Linked DNA regions of Homo sapiens: region 2 is linked to region 1. A link is an interaction called in ENCODE POLR2A ChIA-PET data of the cell type or tissue named here. Cell type or tissue: HepG2. All regions are shown on one strand. Each heading gives the region's core, and the rest is flanking DNA. Links, peaks and the distances in the headings are about the cores only. Region 1 holds the start of LOC105372652 (a long non-coding RNA gene). Region 2 has its middle 17 kb from the start of PTGIS.

Region 1 (5,374 bases), core at 202-5,201:
TTTCCCAACCTTGGCGCTACTGACATTTTGGGCTGGCTCATTCTTTGCTTCGGGGGCTGTCCTGTGTGTTGTCTGATGGTTAGCAACATCCCTGGCCTCCATTCACAGATGCCAGGGGCAACACCACACCTGGTTGTAACCAAAACTTTCTCCAGACATTGTCAAATATCCTCTGGGGAAAAAAAAATCACCCTCGGTTGAGAACCGTCGTCAACTCCTACTAGGAACCACTGAGGTTAGTAATATTTTTATTATTATTATTATTATTTATTTTTTTATTTTTTGAGACAGTCTTGCTCTGGTACCCAGGCTGGAGTGCAGTGGCACTATCTTGGCTCACTGCAACTTCTGCCTGCCGGATTCAAGCGATTCTCCTGCCTCATCCTCCCGAGTAGCTGGAATTACAGATGTCTGCCACCACGCCCGGCTAATTATTTTGTATTTTTAGTAGAGACAGGGTTTCACCATGTTGCCCAGGCTGGTCTCGAAATTCTGACCTCAAGTGATCCACCTGCCTCGGCCTTCCAAAGTGTTAGGATTACAGGTGTGAGCCACTGTGTCCAGCCATATTATTATTATTTTAGAGATGAGGAAATCAGGATTATGGAAGTGTGATGACTTGTTCAGGTATAAGGGGCAAAGTCAGGAATTGGAATTTCTCCCAAGCCAGTGATTTTCTTTTCCTTTTTTTTTTTTTTTTTTTTTTTTGAGATGGAGTTTCACTCTTGTTGCCTAGGCTGGAGTGCAGTGGCATGATCTTGGCTCACTGCAACCTCGGCCTCCCGGGTTCAAGCAATTCTCCTGCCTCAGCCTCCCGAGTAGCTGGTATTATAGGTGCCTGCCACCACACCCAGCTAATTTTTTGTATTTTTAGTAGAGACGGGGTATCACTGTGTTGACCAGGCTGATCTGGAACTCCTGACCTCAGGTGATGCACCTGCCTCGGCCTCTCAAAGTGCTGAGATTACAGACATGAGCCACCGCGCCCGGCCTAAGACAGTGATTTTCAAATTCGCTAACTGATAAACGTCACTGGGGCCCTTGCTAACAGAGGCCTGGCCCCATGCCAGACCCACTGCATCAGAACCTTTAGGAAAGGGGCCAGGAGTTCTATATTCTCTACAAGATTCCTTTCCTGACAACCTGCAAACATCAATATTTAACAGCCAATATTCTCTGTTTTTATAGCTTTTCTCACATGAGCCCCCACTGTTTATTTTTTACCTTTTGTTGTTGTTGTCGTTATAAATGAGACAGAGTCTCATTATGTTGCCCAGGTTGGTCTCCAACTCCTGGGCTCAAGTGATCCTCTCACCTTGGCCTCCCAAAGTACTGGGATTATAGGTGTGAGCCACTATGCCTGGTCTTTTAAATTTTTTTCGAGTTGGGGTGCACTGGCTATTCGTAGGAGTGATCATGGCACACTATAGCCTTGAACCCCTGGCCTCAGCCCCAGAAGCTGGGACTACAGACACACGCTCAGGGTGTCCAGCTTGCCATTCCCACTTCAGAGAAGAAACTGAAGCACACAGAGATTGTGACTTGCCCAAAGCCATTCAGAAAGTGAGAATAGGCCGGGTGCAGTGGCTCAAGACTGTAATCCCAGCAGTTTGGGAGGCCGAGGTCGGAGGATCACTTGAGCCCAGGAGTTGGAGACCAGCCTGGGCAACATGGCAAAACTCCATCTCTACAAAAAATACAAAAATTAGTCGGGTATGGTGGCACTCACCTGTAGTCCCAGCTACGTGGGAGGCTGAGGTGGGAGGATTGCTTGAGCATGGGAGGTCATGGCTGCAGTGAGCAATTATTGCACCAGTGCATTCCAACCTAGGTGACAGAGGGAGACCATCTCAAAAAAAAGAAAAAAAAAAATGAGGCTGGGCACGGTGGCTTAGGCCTGTAATCCTAGCACTTTAGGAAGCTGAGGCAGGCGATTGCCCGAGGTCAGGAGTTTGAGACCAGCCTGGCAAACATGGTAAAACCCCGTCTCTACTAAAAATACAAAAATTAGCTGGGCGCGGTGGCACATGCCTGTTAATCCCAGCTACTCGGGGGGCTGAGGCAGGAGAATCACTTGAACCTGGGAGGCAGAAGTTACAATGAGCCGACATTGGACCACTGCACTCCAGCTTGGGTGACAGGGCGAGACTCTGTCTCCAAAATAAAAAAGTGAGAAGAAAAATAAATAAAATTTAAAATAACAAAAAGTAAGAAACAGAAACATACACACACACAAAAGCAAACAAAAGAAAACAAGAAAAGGAAAAAATGAAACAAACTAGAAAAAACAAAATGAGAAGAATGTAGACTGTCATCATGTGCCTTGGCCATCCCTCCAGGAAGATGTCTTGGAGCTGGGATTCGTGGATAAACAAGATAAACAAGATGTATACATTTTCCTGTGTGCTTGCAGCTACACACACACACACACACACACTTGTGCATGCATTTGGACACACAAACACTGGGGCCAGAGAGAGGCCCAGCCTCCCCTTAGACACATTGTTGTCCAATGTCCCCCACCCCCAGTTGGGGTTCTGTAAGTAAAAAAGAAGGAACAGGATGAGTATTCAACAGGCAACCTTTAGGTTTTCCATGGACCTCACCTCATTTGATAGACAGAAAAGTTTCTACAGCAAGTTCATTGGCAGGACTAGGCCTTGAGCCCACTCCCTGGGACAGCGGACTCCACACCACCTGTTACAACTGGAGATTGAGTGTCTGCCGGAAGCTGTTTCCTGGGGAACTGCAGCCAGCTGCTGGCCACACAGGAGCTCTTTATCCCCCACCAACTCACCTCCCTGGGATCTACCCAGGACCTGCCTTCTTGAGTAACAGGATGTGACCCTATGTCACCAGGGCACTTGCTGCCCATTGAAAGTCCTCATGAGTCATTCTCCAAGGTTCCAAGGGAAAAAAAACTCCTAGATAGGGGCCCATCCCAGAAAGAAATAAAACACTGGCCCAGGGCCGAGACTTTCAGAGAAACCAGCTGGCCTGCTTGTGAGTGGGAGGTTGCGGGGGGTCACCTTGAACCGAGGTCTCTCTGGACAGAACTGTTTTCTTATTCAATCATTCATTCATCATCTATTTATAGACATGACATTTATTCATGGATTCAGCTAATATTTATTAGGAGGGGCAAAATAACTCTCACTTCTAACCTACACATTTTTGAGTTGTTTACATTCATTATTACACAAGTATGTGCTGCTTTCATTTTTTTAAGCTTTGCTTTTAATTAATTAATTAATTTATTTATTTAGCAATCCCAGGATGGAGACAGATTTAATTATTTTAAAATAACAGGCCAGGCGTGGTGGCACACACTTGTAATCCCAGCTACTCAGGAGGCTGAGGCAGGAGAATCGCTTGAACCCAGGAGGTAGAGGTTGCAGTGAGCCGAGATCACGCCACTGCACTCCAGCCTCAGCCACAGCCTGTCTCAAAAATTAAAAAGAGAGAGAGAGAGAGAGAGAGATGCTGCTTTCTGATCCAGAGGACATACATGCCCCACTGGCAAGACAGAAGATCCCCAATTCGGACAGCTACCTGGAGAAGTTGACCTCTAAGCTGAAAACTCAAGGATGAACGTTGCCAGGTGACAGGGAGGAAATTACCAGAAATGGTGCTCTGGGCAAAGGGAACAGCATGTACAAAGGTCAGGAGATCATGCTTTTTTCCGAAAATGCAAGTGTTTGAGACCATACTGTAGGAAGTGGGAGAGGAAGTGATGAGCTCAGAGAAAAAGACAGAAAGGCAGAGAGCCCACTTAAAGGAATGGCTAATTAACCACCCCCATTCCACTCTTCCCGCCCACCTCCCCACCCTCATCCCACTCCTAGGACCATGACTCAGTCATGAGGTTTTCACACTCTCTCACTTTAAGCTGGGCAGTTTCTGTTTCTCAGCCAATGTGTCATTCATCAGCAGATCATGTCATCCCCCCCAATCCACAGCATGGTTCCAGAATATCAGCTGATCCTCGTGAATTGGACCGCAAATCTTCCAGAGTTTTTTTTTTGTTTTTTTTTTTTTCTTTTTTGAGATGAGGTCTTGCTCTTGTCACCCAGGCTGGAGTGCAGTGGCGCGATCTCGGCTCACTGCCTCCGCCTCCCGAGTTCAAGCGATTCTGCTGCCTCAGCCTCCTGAGTAGCTGGGATTACAGGTGCCTGCCACCTACACCCAGCTAATTTTTGTAGTTTTAGTAGAGATGGGGTTTTGCCATGTTGGCCAGGCTAGTCTCAAACTCCTGACCTTTTGATCTGCCCTCCTCAGCCTCCCAAAGTGCTGGGACTATAGACGTGAGCCGCCACACTCGGCCGCTTCCAGGGTCTTACAAGGCGAAAAAAATCTTACATTGAAAATCAAGGGAGCATTAATAAATATTATAGCACTGGGTGCATCGCCCACAGATAGGCAGGCAAGTTTTGTTCAACTGGAGGCACTTTATGACTAGGTCTAAAGTCGCCATTTATCTGAGATTGTCCTGTCTCTAGCAGCTGGGTCTCATTTCATGCTCAGAGGAAACTTACGAGGAAAATGCTTTTGCTATCCCCACTTCACAGAAGAGAACTGAAGCCTAGAATGTAAGACACTCACCTCAAATCTCATATACCTGATCACTTTTTTTGAAACAGGGTCTCAAGCAGCCACCCCGACTGGAGTGCAGAGGCTGGAACACAGTTCACTGCAGCCTTGACCTCCCTGGGATCAGGTGATCCTCCCACCTTAGCCTCCCGATTAGCTAGGACTACAGGTATGCACCACCACACCTAGCTAATTTCTGTATTTTTTCTTCCAAGACGGAGTCTTACTAAGTTGCCCAGGCTGCAGTGCAGTGGTGCAATCTCAGCTCACTGCATGAGATCGTCTGCTGGGTTCAAGTGATTGTCTTGCCTCAGCCTCCCAAGTAGCTGGGATTACAGGCATGTGCCACCACACCCGACTAATTTTTGTATTTTTAGGTATTTTTAGGAGAGACGGGGTTTCGCCATGTTGACCAGGCTGGTGTCAAACTCCTGACTTCAGGTGATCCACACACTTTGGCCTCCCAAAGTGCTGGGATTACAGGTGTGAGCCACTGCATCCGGCCGCCTGGCTAATTTTTAAAAATTATTTGTAGAAATGAGGTCCTGCTATGTTGTCTAAGCTGGTCTCTAACTCCTGGGCTCAAGAGATCCTCTCACCTCGGCCTCCCAAAATGCTAGGAGTACAGGCGTGAGCCACTGTGCCCAGTCATGGTCTTTGTTTAATCTTTACAATAGAGCATCCCCATTTACGATATGGGAAAACAGAGGCCCAGAGAGCTGAAGCAACTTGCCAGAGACATAGCAAAAGTAAGGGAGTGCTCCTACACTGCTGACAGGAATGT
Region 2 (5,374 bases), core at 212-5,211, 190 kb before region 1:
TCCCCTCTCTGTTGGAACTCTGGATAGCCACCATGAGAACAAACCTGGGCTAGCCAGCTGCAGGAGGAGAAACCATCTTAAGAAGTGCCTGGTCCCCCAGCAAAGACTAACAGCGCAACAGCCAGCTGACCTATCAGAGTTTGTTTTTTAAGCAATCTTATCTACCTTCTTGCAGGACTAGGATTGACAGATGACAAAAAAAAAAAAAAAAAAAGAGTTAAGGCACATCTGTAAAGCTAGAAATTGGAAGGCTGCTAGGGTTTGAATCCTGGCATGGCCATTCCCTAGCTATTAGGCTTAGTTTCCTGTGGCTGTTATAACAAATTGCCACAAACTCGATGGCTCAAAACAACAGAAGTTTATTCTCACACAGTTCTGGAGGCCAGAGGGTGAGCATCAGTTTCACTCAGCTGAAGTCAAGGTGTCAGCAGGGCCATGCTCCCACAGAGGCTCTGGGGGACAAATCACTCCATACCTCTTCCAGCTGCTGGTGGCTGCCAGCATTCCTTTGCTTGTAGCCACATCACTGCCATCTCTGCCTTGGTCTTCACGTTGTCTTCTTTTCTGTGTGTCTGTCCACCCTCCCTTGGTCTTCCTCTTACGAAGCATATGACATGCATGCTTTTAATACATGTGATAACATTTAGAGCCCAGCAAGATAATCCCAGATAATATCCTCATCACAAAATCCTTAATTTGATCATATTTGCAAAGACTTTACCATATAAGGTAACATTCACAGGCTCCTGGGATTAGGAGAACCTGATTTCTTAGAGGTCCACCATTCAGCCCACTGTACTAGCATGTGGCTCCAAGTGAGTGTCAACCTCACTGTGCCTCAGTTTCCTTATCTGTAAAATGACAGCAGCCACCTCACTGGGTAATTATGAAGATTTAATAAGTACTTAGAATGGTGACCAGCACATGATAAAAGCTTTGTAAATGTTAACCTTCAATAATATCAAGGGTCGGTCGGGCGCGGTGGCTCACACCTGTAATTCTAGCACTTTGGGAGGCAGAGGCGGGAAGATCGCTTGAGCCCAGGAATTTGAGACCAGCCTGGGCAACATGACAAAACCCAGTCTCTACAAAAACAAAAACAAAAACAAAAAACCTAGCCAGGCGTGGTGGCATGTGCCTGTAGTCCCAGCTACTTGAGGGGGCTGAGGCACAAGAATCTCTTGAACCCTGGAGGTTGAGGCTGCAGTGAGCTGAGTTTGCACCACTGCATTCCAGCCTGGGGGGCAGAGAGAGACTCTGTCTCTAAAAAAATAATAATAATAAGATTTGACTGTGACTGAAATTCGCACAAGAACAAATCCCTTCTCTGTCCTGTTTGCTCGCGCCTGTCTTCATAGCACCCACCATGGAGACTTGCACATAGTAGGTGCTCAGTAAATATTAAATGCACACATGCCACTATGTAGCTGTGTGGCTTCAAGCAAGTTGTTTCTCCTCTCTGGTCCTCAGTTTCCTTCTCCCTTCACGAAGAGCTTCTTGTAGGGAAAGTCCATTCCTCTTTCTGGGAGGGTGTGTCCCCATCAGGGGTAGAGGGTTCAGGGGTCAGGAGCCGGCCACAGCTGCTATCTCCCTGAGTCACCAAATTTCTCAACTTGAGGCCAAGTGTCTAAATATTGTGACTGAGCCAGTTAGAGATAAGATGTGGAAACATTGATTTGGCCCAAGCAACTGCAGTCACGGTGCTGGAGCCAGACCTCCCTGGATCTTCTCAGCAGCATGAGTGAGTGTTTAGCACCTGCCAGGAACACAGGCTGCTGACCTGCAAACAGATGGGGAGGCCCAGATGCCTGGCTTGGCAGCAAGAGCCTGCCTTTGCCGTCTCTGTTTACACAGCCAGCATCCAGTCAAATCTCTGTGGCTCCAGTGGAGAAACTAAGGCCCAAAGGGAGTGAAGGATGTGTCGTCCAGGGTTACGCTGGGAGACTGCTATCCCATGAAGCTAAAACCCGCAAGTCCTAACTCCCAGCCCAGCACCTGTGGGAACCCACCAGGCCCAGGGAGAAGGAAGGCTGGCAGCGTGTCACAGGCAGGGAGCGTGCCTGAGCAAATGCTCAGGGGTGAAAGACCAGATGCAAGCTCAAACACTAGAGTGAATGGGAGAAAAGGCCACGTGTCCAGGACTTTGGACTCAATTCAGAGAATAAAAGGGAACCATCGATGGTTTTAGGAAGAAGAGCAGCAGGATCTGAGAGGCTTTTTCCAAGTGCTTATAGACCACCAGCATCAGAATCGCCTACGACAGGAGCTGGGGGAGGTTGTCAAAATGTGGGTTCCTGGGGTCCACCCTAGATGTGGCTCCCCATTGTAGCAGGCCCCCTCTGAGGGGATTCTGAAGCACACCCACTGTTTTAGTGAGTAGGAGATGCAGCTAACATCCCACTTATAAGGTCTAATCTCAGACAAACCTGGTTTCAAATCCCAGCTCTGCCACTTACTTGCTCTGTGATTTTAGGTCACTTACGACACCTCTCTGAGCCTGTTTTCTCTCCTCCGTAATGAAACAATCTTAGCATTTGCCTCAAAGGTTTGTTCTAAGGATTCAATAAGATAATGTAGGTAAAGTGCTCTACATAGATCCAGAGCCCTCCTAGTGCTCAAAAACACTGGTTTTTAGAGATTCCCTTGGGCAGCAGTGGGGAGAAAGCAATGGAGGAGGGCAGGCAAGGAGGCAGGGAAGCCAGTGAGGAGGCAGCAGTGGGACTCCGGGGAGAGGTCTGTGGCTAGGGTGTGGACATGGTGACGGGTGGGGTGGCTCCTTTGCACCGTGCCAGGTGGTGCCGATCTTGTATGCTCGATTGCGAAAGAAGCTCTCTGGAGTTGGTCTAGGGCAGGAGAGAAGAGGATGAGCAAAAAAACCAAAAGAGGTTGATCATAAAACCCATATTCGCAGTCACGGACTGGGTGCTTAGCGTGGGCCAGGCCCCGTGTTAGCTGCTTCCTGATCTTCATCCTCACAACCACCTGACAGTGTGGGTAGCACTTCATCAGGGGTTGTTAACCCCGACACTAGTGACACTTGTACTGGATAATTCCTTAATTAAGGGGCTGTGCTGTGCACTGTCAAATATTTAACAACACCCCTGGACTCTACCCACTAGATGCCATTAACACTCCCACCTTCCAGTTATGACAACCAAAACTGTCTCCAGACATTACCAGAGGTTTCCCGGGAGGCAAAATCACCCCTAGTTAAGAACCAGTGCTTTATTCTCCTTTTACAAGGAGGGAATTGAAGGCTCAGAGAGCCAAAGCCCTTTGCCCACAGTCTCCCAGCTAAGAAGTGGCCGGATTTGAACTCAGGTCTGACTCGGAGCCCCGGATGTTAACCTTTGCCGTGAAGGAGGCCACATCTATGCAGTGGCAGGCCCAGATGGTCTATATGGGGGTCTTGGGGACAGTGGTCTTTTCCGAAGGGGCAGCTGGAAACACCTGCTAAGCAGATGGGCTGCGTGAGCGTTTGTTGGGGGTGGTTGTAGAAGCGATGATGGGGATTATGAGAGAGCCAAATCCCCCTCCAGAGGCTACCACCATTTGCCCTGGACAGAGGGACTGAGGGAGATGGGACGTGGAGGGCAGGCAAGAAGGACCAAGGTGGCACTGTTAGGAGAAGCTGGGTGAGGTCATCTATGCCTGGAGCCCCACTGCCGGGAGCCTCCCAAAAACACTCTCCAAGACCTTTGGGCTAAATATTTATCCTGTGAATGCTCTTTTCCTTCCTGCATGGGGAGTGGGGCTTTGGAGGTGGGTCCAAGAAATTTGGGGAGACAGAATCCAGAGAAAGAGGAAGGGGACAGGCCAGAGGTCAGAGGTCAGGAGAAAGTAGTCAGAGGCCAGGAATAAACATTCATCCTGGCATCTAAAGCCTTCCAGAGTGAGCTCCACTGCCACCACAGCCATCTCACTCAGGGAGGCGTAGAATTCAAAATATGTTTTTGTTTTCTTAAGAGACATGGGGAATAAAATTACAATTTTTTTTTTGGTCCAGTCTTTTTTTTTTTTTCTTTTTTGAGACAGAGTCTCACTCTGTTGCCTAAGATGGAGTGCAGTGGCGCGATCTCAGCTCACTGCAACCTCCGCCTCCTGGGTTCAAGCAATTCTTGTGCCTCGGTCTCCTCAGTAGCTGGGATTACAGCCACCCACCACCATGCCTGGCTAATTTTTGTATTTTTAGTAGAGACAAGATTTCATCATGTTGGCCAGGCTGGTCTTTAACTCCTGACCTCGAATGATCTGCCCACCTCGGTCTCCCAAAGTGCTGGGATTACAGGCATGAACCACCATGCCCGGCTCAGTCTTGATATTTTTAAGCAAGGGAGTTGGAGGTGAAGGGAAAATTAAGTCAAAAAATCTTACCCAGAGGACAGGTGTGGTAGCTCACACCTATAATCCCAGCACTTTGGGAGGCCAAGGCGGGCAGATTGCCAGAGGTCAGGTGTTCGAGACCAGCCTGGCCGACATAGTGAAACCCCATCACTACTAAAAATATAAAAATTAGCCGGGTGTGGTGGCGGGTATCTGTAATCCCAGCTACTCAGGAGGCTGAGGCAGGAGAATTGCTTGAACCCGGGAGGTGGAGGCTGCAGTGAGCCGAGATTGAGCCACTGTACTCCAGCCTGGGTGACAGAGCGAGACTCTGTTTAAAAAAAAAAAAAGGCTGGGCGCAGTGGCTCATGCCTGTAATCCCAGCACTTTGGGAGCCTGAGGAGGGCGGATCAGGAGTTTGAGACCAGCCTGGACAACATGGTGAAAACTTCTCTCTACTAAAAATACAAAACTAGGCGGATGTAGTGGCGCACACCTGTAGTCCCGGCTACTCAGGAGGCTGAGACAGGAGAATCGCTTGAACCTGGGAGGCAGAGGCTGCAGTGAGTCAAGATTGCACCACTGCACTCCAGCCTGGGCAACAAGAGCAAAACTCTGTTTCAAAAAAAAAAAATCTTATCCAGAGAAGAAGTCATTTTTTTAGACACAAGAATACTTTGTTTATACAGATGGTTGCTATAAAAGGCCTGACTTTGTGCCGATAGAGAAGATGGATTTATGGTGAAGGCAGCTCCTGAATGAGCTCAGTAATCAAAGTCAAGGTCCTGCCAGGTTAAGCTGCAGCAGGCTCCGCTCCCTACCAAAAATGACAGGCTCTGCTCCATCTGATGGGTTCTGCTCCAGATGATGGAACTCATAAGGGCATCATGCTGTCAAACGGTTTTACTGCCAAGACTGTTGTTCATGTGTCCAAAGCATCACGTCTAACCTCTAGGTTACGATGACCCCAGAGCTTGCAAATCTTGGTGGAAGAATTGCACGGAGCCTGAAGTATGTTTTTCATCGGAAATGGTGCTCATTAAAGAAATAC

Evidence for each region. Peaks named below come from ENCODE experiments on the same cell type or tissue, not always from the same donor. Only the 100,000 strongest peaks of a DNase experiment are listed, where the experiment ranks them.
Region 2: POLR2A ChIA-PET joins it to region 1 with 6 read pairs; 1 of 35 experiments calls an interaction of 5 or more read pairs at or near these places.

The regions. Positions count from the first base shown.
Region 1 is chr20:49,772,622-49,777,995 of GRCh38, forward strand. LOC105372652 (a long non-coding RNA gene) reads right to left here and starts at 2,750. Exons shown (of 3, transcript XR_936825.3): 1 at 2,607-2,750. RefSeq lists a silencer at 2,718-2,866. In HepG2, for the core only: a CTCF peak has its summit at 2,741; DNase peaks (open chromatin) are centred at 2,820 and 3,870; H3K4me3 peaks cover 956 bases.
Region 2 is chr20:49,582,120-49,587,493 of GRCh38, forward strand. No RefSeq gene overlaps it. Among named protein-coding and RNA genes, the nearest start is that of PTGIS, 17 kb to the left of the region's middle. In HepG2, for the core only: a CTCF peak has its summit at 2,052; DNase peaks (open chromatin) are centred at 1,642 and 2,112.